2 separate regions of the Homo sapiens genome follow, and region 2 is linked to region 1. The links are chromatin loops, found by intact Hi-C in ENCODE. Cell type or tissue: ascending aorta. All regions are shown on one strand. Links, peaks and the distances in the headings refer to the core of each region. The heading gives the core; the rest is flanking DNA.

Region 1 (6,388 bases), core at 1,209-5,208:
CCTCGGCCTCCCAAAGTGCTGGGATTACAGGCGTAATCCCAGCCACCGCACCTGGCCAACTTTTCTTTCTTTAAGCCGTCTTTGGGATAGTTCTAGATCTTATGAGGACTGCTTTGTACCTTTTATAGACGCTTCATGCATCCTTGGTTAAGTCATAAGGTTAACCGAGTCTTAACTTTAAAAGGTACCTTTAGTCTAAACAACAAAAAAAGCAATCTTCATGTTTGTTGATGTATAGACTACTCAAAAAGTTCACTAAAACATCTGATATAAACTACAAACCAGAAAAATTATCAGATTGCCACTATCTGCTCTCACTTCATCTAAAGATGCTTCCAGCCCAACATCTAAAAATCTTCTCAACTGGCTGCCCTCTGGACTCAAAAACTGAGTTTACAGTTTATTCTAGCCATTAATCTTTATTTTTATTTTGTTTCCATGGAAATGCCTCTTATCTGATTGTCAAATAATATAGAAGCCAGACTTTGGCGAAAGTCCATCTATAACATCAATGCCTAAAATGAGATACAAGCATAAATATTAACTATTCAACTGAACCAGCCTATTATCAGGACTTAGAGACTTACTCAAATGGCTTAAAAGACAATCCACCAACCCAACTTCTGATTGAGAAACTTCTCGAGGAAGTTTCATACTGGGGGATGTTGAGCTTCAGAAAACAATACCCAAAAATAAAGGCCTCAGAATCAGTCTCAGAAGCAAAAATTTTTCTCTGACCTTTCCCTGCCCTCCTATCTCTCAATCACATTCTCTCCCAGGGCTAGCCATAGAAACTAAAATCTCTCTTTCCCAAGGCAAGTCACAGAAACCAGAACTCCTCCCTAAAGCTAGTTATAAAACCTAAAAAATATTTCTCTAAGTTCCCCTCTACCTTTACATATAAAAACTGGCTATAAAAAAATCATCTGATCTATTGGGTCCCGCCCCACACCCAGAAGGAAGGAATGGATGCTCAGAGAGGCCAAGAAAAATCTAGACAGACAGGCCTTGATGGGTTTCCCCAAGCAGTGTATTAGCATTATATCATACCCCTTTCCTCCAATCATATTTCTACATGGCTGTCCGTATTTTGTTGAACCTAAACATAAAAATAGACAATTTCCCCTGTATCTTTGGGTCTTCATTCTGAAGGCTCCTGTGTATACTCGTTAAATAAATTTATATGCCTTTTCTCCTATTAACCAATTGCCTCATGTAACTGATGTTTTAGCAAGCCTTAAGAGGGCCAAGAGTTCCTCTTGACTCCTACACCAGGAACATGAGAACATGAGAGAAAAGGAAGAACACAGTTTTTAAAAAGATGCAGGGAATCTGAAAACAGTATCAATAAACATGGGTGACCTCACAACTCTACCAAGAAACAGCACTACTTAACATGTTAGAAGTATTCTGCCTCTCCCTTAGAGCAAATAGGTCTTTCATTATTGTTTATCTTAACTGTGTTGAGGAGTTTTTGTTTGTTTTCAGACAAGGTCTCATTCTGTTGCCCAGGCTGGAGTGCAGTGACACGATCTCAGCTCACTGCGGCCTTGACCTCCTTACCTCCTGGGCTCAAGCAATCCTCCCACCTCAGCCTTCAGAGTAGCTAGCACTACAGACGTGCACCACCACATCCGGTTAATTTTTGTATTTTTTGTAGAGCCAGGGTTTTGCCATGTTGCCCAGGCTGGCCTCAAACTCCTGGGCTCAAGTGATCCTCCTGCCTCAGCCTCCCAAAGTGCTGGGATTACAGGCATGAGCCACCATGCACGATGGAGGAGTTTTCTTAAGGTTACAGGACCTTGAGCACTTCTGAAATTTAAAAGCTATAAAAACAATGAGAAATGACCCATATTTATTTTATTCTGTATCACCAGCCTAATTCTTCACCATTTTGGGTTATATAGTCAGTTAGCAACAGCCTATTGACTATGAATTTGGTATAGAGCATTGTACTATGGAATAAGAATGTACAAAACAATTAAAAAAGATAGACCCTGCCCTCAGAGAGCTCATAATTGCATTGGAAACACAGACATGCAATCAGTAATATGATTTGCAAATACATGTATGATTTTCAAATATATATTAACATATTCACAAATATGCATGTATGCATATATGTGTATGTATTCACAAAATGCTCACTCGAATAACTAAATGAAAAAGACAAGATTAAGTGTTAGTAAGGATTTACAGCAATTACAATTATCATAAAATGTTGATGGGAATGTAAATTTGTATAATCACTTTGAAAAACTGTCAGTGTCTACTAAAACTGAATGAACATACATATACCCTATAGCCCAGGAATTCTTCTAGGTATGTACTCAACAGTAATGTACATATATGTTCTTCAAAAGATATTTACAAGAATATTAATAGCAGCATTATTCACAAGAGTCAAAAACTGGAAACAACGCAAATGGCCTTCTACAATAAAGTGAAAAAGTTATTGTGGTATATTCATTTAACGAAAAGGTATACAATTATGGAAGTGAAAAAACTACAAATACACATAATAACATGAATAATTTCTCAAACAAGGCTGAGTTTCAGTAGAGTTAAGATGGTATTAGGTGAATGTTGACAGAAAGAAATGATAAACAAGAGAGTAAAGACCATATGATTCCATTTATGTCAAGTATAAAACCAGGCAAAACTAATCTATGCTATTAGATGTCAGGTGAGTGATTACCTTCAAGGGAGTAGTGACTGGAAGGGAGCACAAGGGGAGTTTCTTGGATGCCGGGAATGGTCTGTTTCTTAATCTGGGTCCGGGTTACATGGATATGTCCACTTTGTGAAAATTAATTGAGCTGCACACTTATAATATGTTTCCTCTTCCATATGCATGTTATAAAATAAAATTTACATGTTATAAAATAAAATTTACTTCAATAAAATTTACATGAAAATACACATCTTTATATACCCCCAAATACAAATACATTCAGGATAAATGAACAGCCCACCATAAATACCAAGGAATCCTGTAAGTAGGAATAAAAGTCCTATGTGTAGAAATATGTAGGAATCAGAATCAAATGGGGCATAACTAAGAAGATATCTCAGGGTGAGGTTGCAGTCAGGTTTTGAAGAAAGAGCTTACAAATTGGAGGGAGGAGTGGTGAGGAGTTTAGGACAGTTAAAAAGCTGTTTTCAAATGAGATAAATAACACGTATAGAAGCACTAGTCATGATATGGCTTGAGTTGTGACTTCTTTTTATAACTTGGAGAAGTATAAACTACCAAAATAATATGGGCTTTTGACTTTCTGTTCTTCTTATTCTGGATTCCTATGTTACAGTGTAGTATTGTGTCAGACCATGACCCCCTCCCCAAGGGCTAGTACCAAGTCTTACTCATCTTTATATTACTACCATCTGAAACGAAAGCTATGAAACCTCAGATAAAAAATGCTTATAGCTTTTGTTAACTAATAATGAATAAGTAACTGGCAAATTAATCAAATAGGTATATGGAAACTGTCTCGTACTGGTTTTTTGTCTTGTGTATTGTTTAAGTTAAAATAATAGAGTTGGGATGTCAGAAATTTTCTGAAGCCGACCACAGTCCCCAGCTGTGGCTTAGTAACCAAGGAAAACCAAGGATTTCTCCTTCTGATCCAGCAGTCGGCACAATGCCAGGTGAGTCAGTGACCGGTAGAGCAGGTGGTGACACATTCTAATCATAGCCCAGCTCTAGGCAAACAGCAGCTGCTAAGAGTTCCTGCTGGCCTGAGTAAGTTTTCCAGGCCCAGCCAGCCAAGAGCAGCCCTAGTTAAAACCCGCCAGCAGTTTTCCCATCTGTCTCCCTCATGCTACTTGCGACACTTCACACATCTCACCCCAAAGTGCATTGGGACTCTTGCTCCCCGTCTCTACTAAAACTACAAAAATTAGCCGGGCATGGTGGTGCACATCTATAATCCCGGCTACTTCGGAGGCTGAGGCACAAAAATCTCTCGAACTCAGGAGGCAGAGGTTGCAGAGAGCTGATATGGTGCCACTGCACTCCAGCCTGGGCAACACAGCAAGACCCCTTCTCAAGAAAAAAAAAAAAAAAAACAATAGGCAGAAGTGGCTTAGCACACAGTACTATGGCCGTCTTCCCCAAAGCTTGGACTACAGCAACCAATGTGAGGCTTAGCTCTGCAAGGAGACCCAAATCACAGCCACTTCATGCTGATCATCAGTTCTTTGCTACCTCCACAGTAATTCTAGGGATCATGCCAGCCCTGGAGGTGGGGAGTCCTGGGGGGAGGGAAAAAGGGTGCAGGCTACAGTGGGTCAGGATTCTAAGGGAAAACACTGAGTGAGGAAGCTGTGAGGGCCTTCTTAATGACTGGCTTCTTGAGCTGAAACTGGAAATCAGAGCCCTCTGGTTATGGACATTGGATTTTTCATATCCCAGAGAACGGTTGTTATGTTTTTTTTCTCTCTGAGAAGCCAACACAAACATTTCAGGGACTCAGAAGAGTACATTGTGTCCTCCCTAATTCTCAGTGACTCCTGCTAATTTTCCTTGAGATGTAATGAAAAGAACCCTGGGTACATTATCAGGCTGGGTTCAAACTCTATTTCAGCTGCGCTTCTCCATTCTAGCTGTGCCACTCCAGGCAAATTAGTTAGTTCCTCCGCTGATAAAATAGTGTCATCACAAAGCTCAATGATAAATACTAACTTGGTCTCCACCATATGTCAGGCACTGCTCTAGCTGCTCATTCTGGATTTACCGCAACCCTGTTGGGTAGAAGCTAATATTACTACCCTTTATACTGAAGGAAACCAAAATATTTCACTCTAAAATATATTTCCTTGACATACTTCAATATGGCTAATCAGAACGGCTGGAAATACAAGAATAGCTAAAAAGCTTTCTTTTGTGGGGAAGATATGTATCTGTAGAGAAAATCTGCATGGATGCAGCCAGGCTGTCTCTGAAGCCCTCCCTTGTTCAAAAGATGAACTGAGAGTCTGACACCTTTCAGGGCCTGAAAGAAACATTCACTAGCTCTCTGAGGACTGCTACCAGTGAGGTTTCTTCTACATAACAAAACTCCCTTTGTTAGCTAAGCCTCCTCTTCTCCCCCTCCCATAACCTGTCTTGCCACTGTAACCTGATTTCCACCATAACTTATTTTGGCCGTGCTCTGAGATCACAATCTTTCTGTAGCCTCAAGATGATATATAAGCCTCTGTACCCCATTAGAGGGTTGGAGTAATCATTCTGTGATTTTCCCTCAATGCACGTGAATACATTTCTCTGCCTTTTCTCTTATTAATCTGCCTTTTGTCAGCGGATTTTTCAGCAAGCCCTCACGGGGCCAAGGGGGAGTTTTCTCCTGGCTCCTATGACACAGATGAAGAAATGAGGCACAGAGAGGGCATGCAACATTCCCAGGGCCACACAGCTATGAGCAGGTGTGAAGTCTGAACTCAGGCAAACTGGCTCCAGGCCTGACCTTTTAACCACCATCTCCCAGAAGGTCAAAGTGCCTGGGAAACATGGAGATGGAACTTAACACTTGATGTATTTTACTTTTTGAAAGGTAATGTGGTGCAATGAAAAGAACTTGGGTTTTAGAGTCAGACTGACTAAATCCGATTTAATTGCTGTGTGATCTTGGGCAAATTACATCATTTCTCTGAGTCTCAGTATCCTAAAAATGAAGTTGCAATCATAATCCATACATTGGAGGGCCGCTGGGAGATGTGCACTTACAGCACCAAACCTGGCACTTGATGGGCACTCAAGTGAACATTAACTTTAATCCTCTTCCTAGGCAGGCATATGTAGAGCACTGAAATACTCTTCTGTGAGTATCCTAACATGTTAAGCCTTTCTTCCTTCTAATAAAGAAAACAAACAGGACAAATAAAAGCCATCCGCTCATAGTGATAGACAGGAGACAGCCAAGAGTCCCTGGTGAAACCCCACCTTCAAGCCTAAAACAGCCTGAAGGCTGAAAAACTGGACTGCTGGTCCCGGATGAAGCCTGCCCTTTCCCAGCTGATTCCTTCTGAATAATGCCCACCTGCTCACTGGGAAGATTGGTGGAGTCTCAGGAAGTTCGTGCCATCTGCAGGGGGAAGGAGCCTGGCCTCTCCTGTTCCTGGGTGGTGACCTGGGATTCAATCTGTGAGGAAGGAAACCTGCTAGCAGGACTCTCACTTTGCTGAGCATTATTTTTCCTTCTTCCTTTTTGCCCAATAAATTCCATTTTCCTCACCCTTCTATGTGTCTGCGAGCCTAATGTTTCCTGGTCATGTGACAAGAGCCCGGTGTGAGCTGAACTAAGGAGAAAGTTCTGCAACAATAGTACCTCAGGGTCTCTCTGCAACTTTCCTGGGACTTTTTTCTGATGGAAGGAAAATAAGAAAT
Region 2 (4,436 bases), core at 1-4,000, 130 kb before region 1:
GACCTCGTGATCCGCCCGCCTCGGCCTCCCAAAGTGCTGGGATTACAGGCGTGAGCCACCGCGCCGCCCGGCCGGGCTGACAATTCTTTATCCACCCCCAAGTTGTCTTCATGCTCACTGCTGAATTTGTTGGTGTATGCTAAGTGTCCTGCTGTGGAGTAAGACTTGAGAATCAGGTCTGCCCTTATTTACTGGCTCATCTCAGGTAAGTGATTGAAAGTCTCTAGGCCTCAGTTGCAACAGCTATAAAATGAGGATAATAGTATCACCATTGCCACAGAGTCTGTTTTAAATACATTTTTCAACTGTATAGAAAGCACTTAGAAAACTAATTACTATTATCATTATCATTCTTAACCTGAAGAATGATGAGAGCAAAGAAGCTAATAATTTACGTGATGTGTTCAGAGCCTTAAAACTAATCTCAATCTAACATTCAGTTTTGGCCTCTTTGGCAGCAAATACAATAACAATAAAAAATATTGTTATTGAAATTGACACTGGTTCGGGCTTTACTAGTACAAAGCACTTGGCGTTGTTTACTGTTAGGAGTTTCCCTTTGTTTTGGACACTGCATCTCATGAGATTTTTTCCACGCGCGAGTGCAAGCACGCTAAATTCAGGAAAATTATCCTATTATTGACAGCATAGTAGATTTGATGAGTACCTGTTGAATGTGTGTTGAATGAATAATCTAGAATCTATACATAGTTATAGAAACATGGATTATATGTTATTTCACACCACAGACTTAGACCACATTAAGGGTCAGGACAATTAGTTTGTGTCGTTTTTTCCTTCGTTTTCTTTTCTGAGAAGAGCGTCTCTTACCTAGTTCAATAACAAGCTTATATGGATCGCAGTTGTCCATTTTGTGGATTATCTGAAGCATAGCTTCAAACCCTGGCTTTCTTTTCCCTCTGTGAATATATCTGGTACTACAGTTTAGAACATCCACTAATGTTTCTACTGCCTTGAGTGGGGTTCTTTTAGGAAAGTAAATCAGGGCACTCTAAAACTCGGTATAGGTAGATGTTCAGGTAGCATGCGCAGTATATCTGCCCACGGCTATGTGGATTTCCAAGAGTGGATTGTGTCTGTGCTTATGTGTATTCATAAGCACCAAAGATCAGAACTGAGCCACTGCAGAAGTCACAGAAGGGAGTCTCAACTCCTTATTATAACTCTTGTTATCCTCTCACCTCTTATTCCACAGTAGAATCCTACAGATTCCCCCTGCTAGGTGGGTGGCCTCAGCCAACACCCTCTCTCTGGCTGCTTTGTCACTCTGCAGAACTCTGCCACTCAGAAGCAAGAGTGACATGTTCTACCCACCACTCTGTCGGAAAGTCAAGGCAGTTGCATCTTACAGCAGCTCTGGAAGTGAGTTAAGAAACCTTCCCTCTCAAACTTCATTAAGGTTCTCATTTTCCAAGATTCCCTCCTATGGTCTTGTAGTACGCGGGTTAACATGGTGTCTGTTTTCTTCGATGTATGGTCCTGGGGTCATAGCAGTAGATCTGCACAGTTGGAAGATCCCTAAAGAGTTTACAACTCCCCACCCAGAAGGGCATGGCCGTCATAGAGAATGGATGGAAAATATCCCCTTGCTATAATTGGGTTCAGCCCTGTGGCTTAACACCATCTTATTTGGCAATCTTTTTCTCTTGACATATTTAGTAATCACTTTAAGGGAGATTTATTACACTGCTCATGGGAACAAACAATGCACTAAATATTACACTTAGGCATGCTTTCAATACCACTCCTTTTCTAGCCTATTCTGAATCTTTTCCCAAAGTCTTTCTTCAGTGCTTATCAAAACTCTCTCTTGTCTTTAAATTCCTCTAAGTTCTTCTTTCTTCCAAAATAACCTTTTATAATTTGAAATATTTTGTAACTAGGAGTTCTTTTAATCAAAATTCACTGGGCCATGCTTAGAGAAGAATTGATAAAAACACACTTTCACAGCTTAAAATCATGGAAGACATTTTGCTCACCATTAATCCCAAAGCATCAAAACAAACATTTAGCATATGATTAGGCTGTGAAAATAGCCTCCTAGGGGTGTGTGTGTGTGTGTGTGTGTGTGTGTGTGTGTGTGTGTGTGTTTACATATTTATATAAAGGAATTCAAATTATTTCAGCCAAACATAATACAATGAAATGTTTTCTGATCCTGTGGGTTGGTACCCATGAAGAGATGGGGGGCAAGGGGCCACTGAGAATTAGGATTCTCCACTCATGCTCTGTGCTAATGAAAGCACTTTGACAGCTAGTGCCCCTCAGACATTGTTTTAAAAGCATAATATCCCACTCATCCAGGCACATGCGCAGCAAAATGTCTTAACAGATAGTCTATTTAGCACAGATTTGAGAGAAAATATATCAGGATCATGGAGAAGGTAATGAGTTGTAGTGGCACAGCTACAGTATAACAACTCTGTGCATGTTAAATTCTAGCTTCTTTACAGATGAAATGTCCTTCATTCATCAGATATGTCATAATGGCTATCTATACTCTTGAGAGAGTCCACTCAGTGCTAAGCACAGTCGTAGATGTACTAGTTTACTTAACACTCAACTACATGTCTGTCACTGGCCTCATTTTGCACACGGGCCACATTTTATACAGAGAAAGCAAAGCCACCATGAGGATAAGCTACTGGTGAGTCAAAACAGTTAAACTAAGGACCTGTGTAGCTACCACTGAAACAGTAACATGATATGCCATTTTCAAAAAGACAGTGATGAGCCCCGCCATTCCTCCTACCTACATGGCCTCCCTGAGCCCCAGTTTTCTTATCTGTAAAGTGACTTGTTGAGAGAATTTAAGGTGTGAAGCCCTGACACGTGGTAGTAGCTCATTTAACTCCCTTACTCCCACCACACCCCTCGACTACCTTGTTTTCTTATCTTAGACAGTAGATTACACATACTCGTACATATCTGAAATAGAGCATTTGTGACTTTTAGGAGTGGGGCAGTAAAAGCATAAATTCAGAAATTAGTTGCTAACAAGAACCTTAGGTATTCAGATGGCTAGAGGTGTATGGTGAGGGGCCAAGAGCACAGGTTCTGGAGCCAGACTGCCTGGTATAGCCCAGCTCTGCCTCTTACTATGTGTGTGACATTGGGCAAGTGACTTGGCTTCTCTGTATTGCCTCATCTGTAAAATGAAGCTAGTACTTGAACCTACTTTGTAATTTGCTGCAAGGATTAAATGAGTTTATCTGTATAAGGAGCCTAGAATTGTGCCTGGCATGTAGTAGGGGCAGTTAAATTAGTGCGTGTATTCTCCTGCATATTTTGATGACAAGCATTCAGTACCTGGGCACAGCAAATTCGGTATAGAGCAAGGTGTGTAGAATAAATCCCATTGTTCTCCTTTAGCATGATTCCCATATATCCCAGCCAGGCTCTTACAGTTATAGCTCCCTTCCCATACATGTAGGCAAGGAAAGCCAGAGACAACAAGGACCCTCAAGGTAAACCTCTTGTCTTATATGGTAGAGAGAGACTTAATTGGATGAAGAGATCATTTAGTTGCCCTGCAAATCGGCATTAAAGGACGAGCCAGCAGAGGATCTCTGCATTTGGAATTGCACCTTAGTTCACTTTCTATGTTACATTTTCAACAGGGACACTGAACAGGGGACCTATATAAGACTTCCCAACAGTATAGACCAATTGGGTCACAAATAAAGAACACGTGGAAAGAATACTGGTACTTTAATGCAGCATTTCTCAAATGTCAGCTGCATCAGAATTCTTAAGAGGGCTTGCGAAAACCCAGATTCCTGGGCTACACCCCAGAAATTCTGATTTACCAGGTCTGGGATGGTGCCTAAGAATTTTCATTTCTGACAAGCTCCCAGGTTATGCTGCTGCTGCTGTTCTAGGGGCCACATTGCGAGAACCACTGGTCAAATGTGTGTTTCACATTCCTACTACCTATTTCTGATCTAGGTTTATAACATTTGATTTGAACTGTTTAGCTTAGAGACGGAATGTCCACCCTCTCCAAAAAATAAAAATAGAAATATTTGATTAATAAATGCTGTCATTTTTTTCCCCCACAGTTGCATGCTGCTGTCACCAAGATCCAGGTTCCAAGGCCTGGTTTTAATTACACGTTTGCCCATATATGTATCCTGAATAATGATAAGACTTGCATCGTGGATGACATAGTGCACGTCCTGGAAGAGCTAAAGAATGCTCGGGCCACCAATCGGACCAATTTTGCTATCACATACCCAATCACTCACTTAAAGGACGGGAGGGCTGTGTACAATGGGCACCAGCTTGGGGGCGTCACTGTGCACAGCAAAGACCGGGTGAAATCTGCAGAGGCCATCCAGCTCACCTACTACCTGCAGTCAATCAACAGTCTCAATGACATGGTGGCTGAGAGGTGGGAGTCCAGCTTCTGCGAC

The links. A loop is a pair of places that touch in the nucleus more often than their neighbours do. Peaks named below come from ENCODE experiments on the same cell type or tissue, not always from the same donor. Only the 100,000 strongest peaks of a DNase experiment are listed, where the experiment ranks them.
Region 2: a loop joins it to region 1, with 4 times the contacts of the local background. A loop is called at or near these places in 1 of 110 quality-filtered maps.

The regions. Positions count from the first base shown.
Region 1 is chrX:23,500,687-23,507,074 of GRCh38, forward strand. No RefSeq gene overlaps it. Among named protein-coding and RNA genes, the nearest start is that of PRDX4, 160 kb to the right of the region's middle. RefSeq lists an enhancer at 4,765-5,304. In ascending aorta, for the core only: no CTCF peak of the experiment used is centred there; a DNase peak (open chromatin) is centred at 3,685; H3K27ac peaks cover 1,102 bases.
Region 2 is chrX:23,375,509-23,379,944 of GRCh38, forward strand. It overlaps PTCHD1 (patched domain containing 1), which reads left to right. Exons shown (of 3, transcript NM_173495.3): 2 at 4,083-4,436. Among named protein-coding and RNA genes, the nearest start is that of PTCHD1, 43 kb to the left of the region's middle. In ascending aorta, for the core only: no CTCF peak of the experiment used is centred there; no DNase peak of the experiment used is centred there.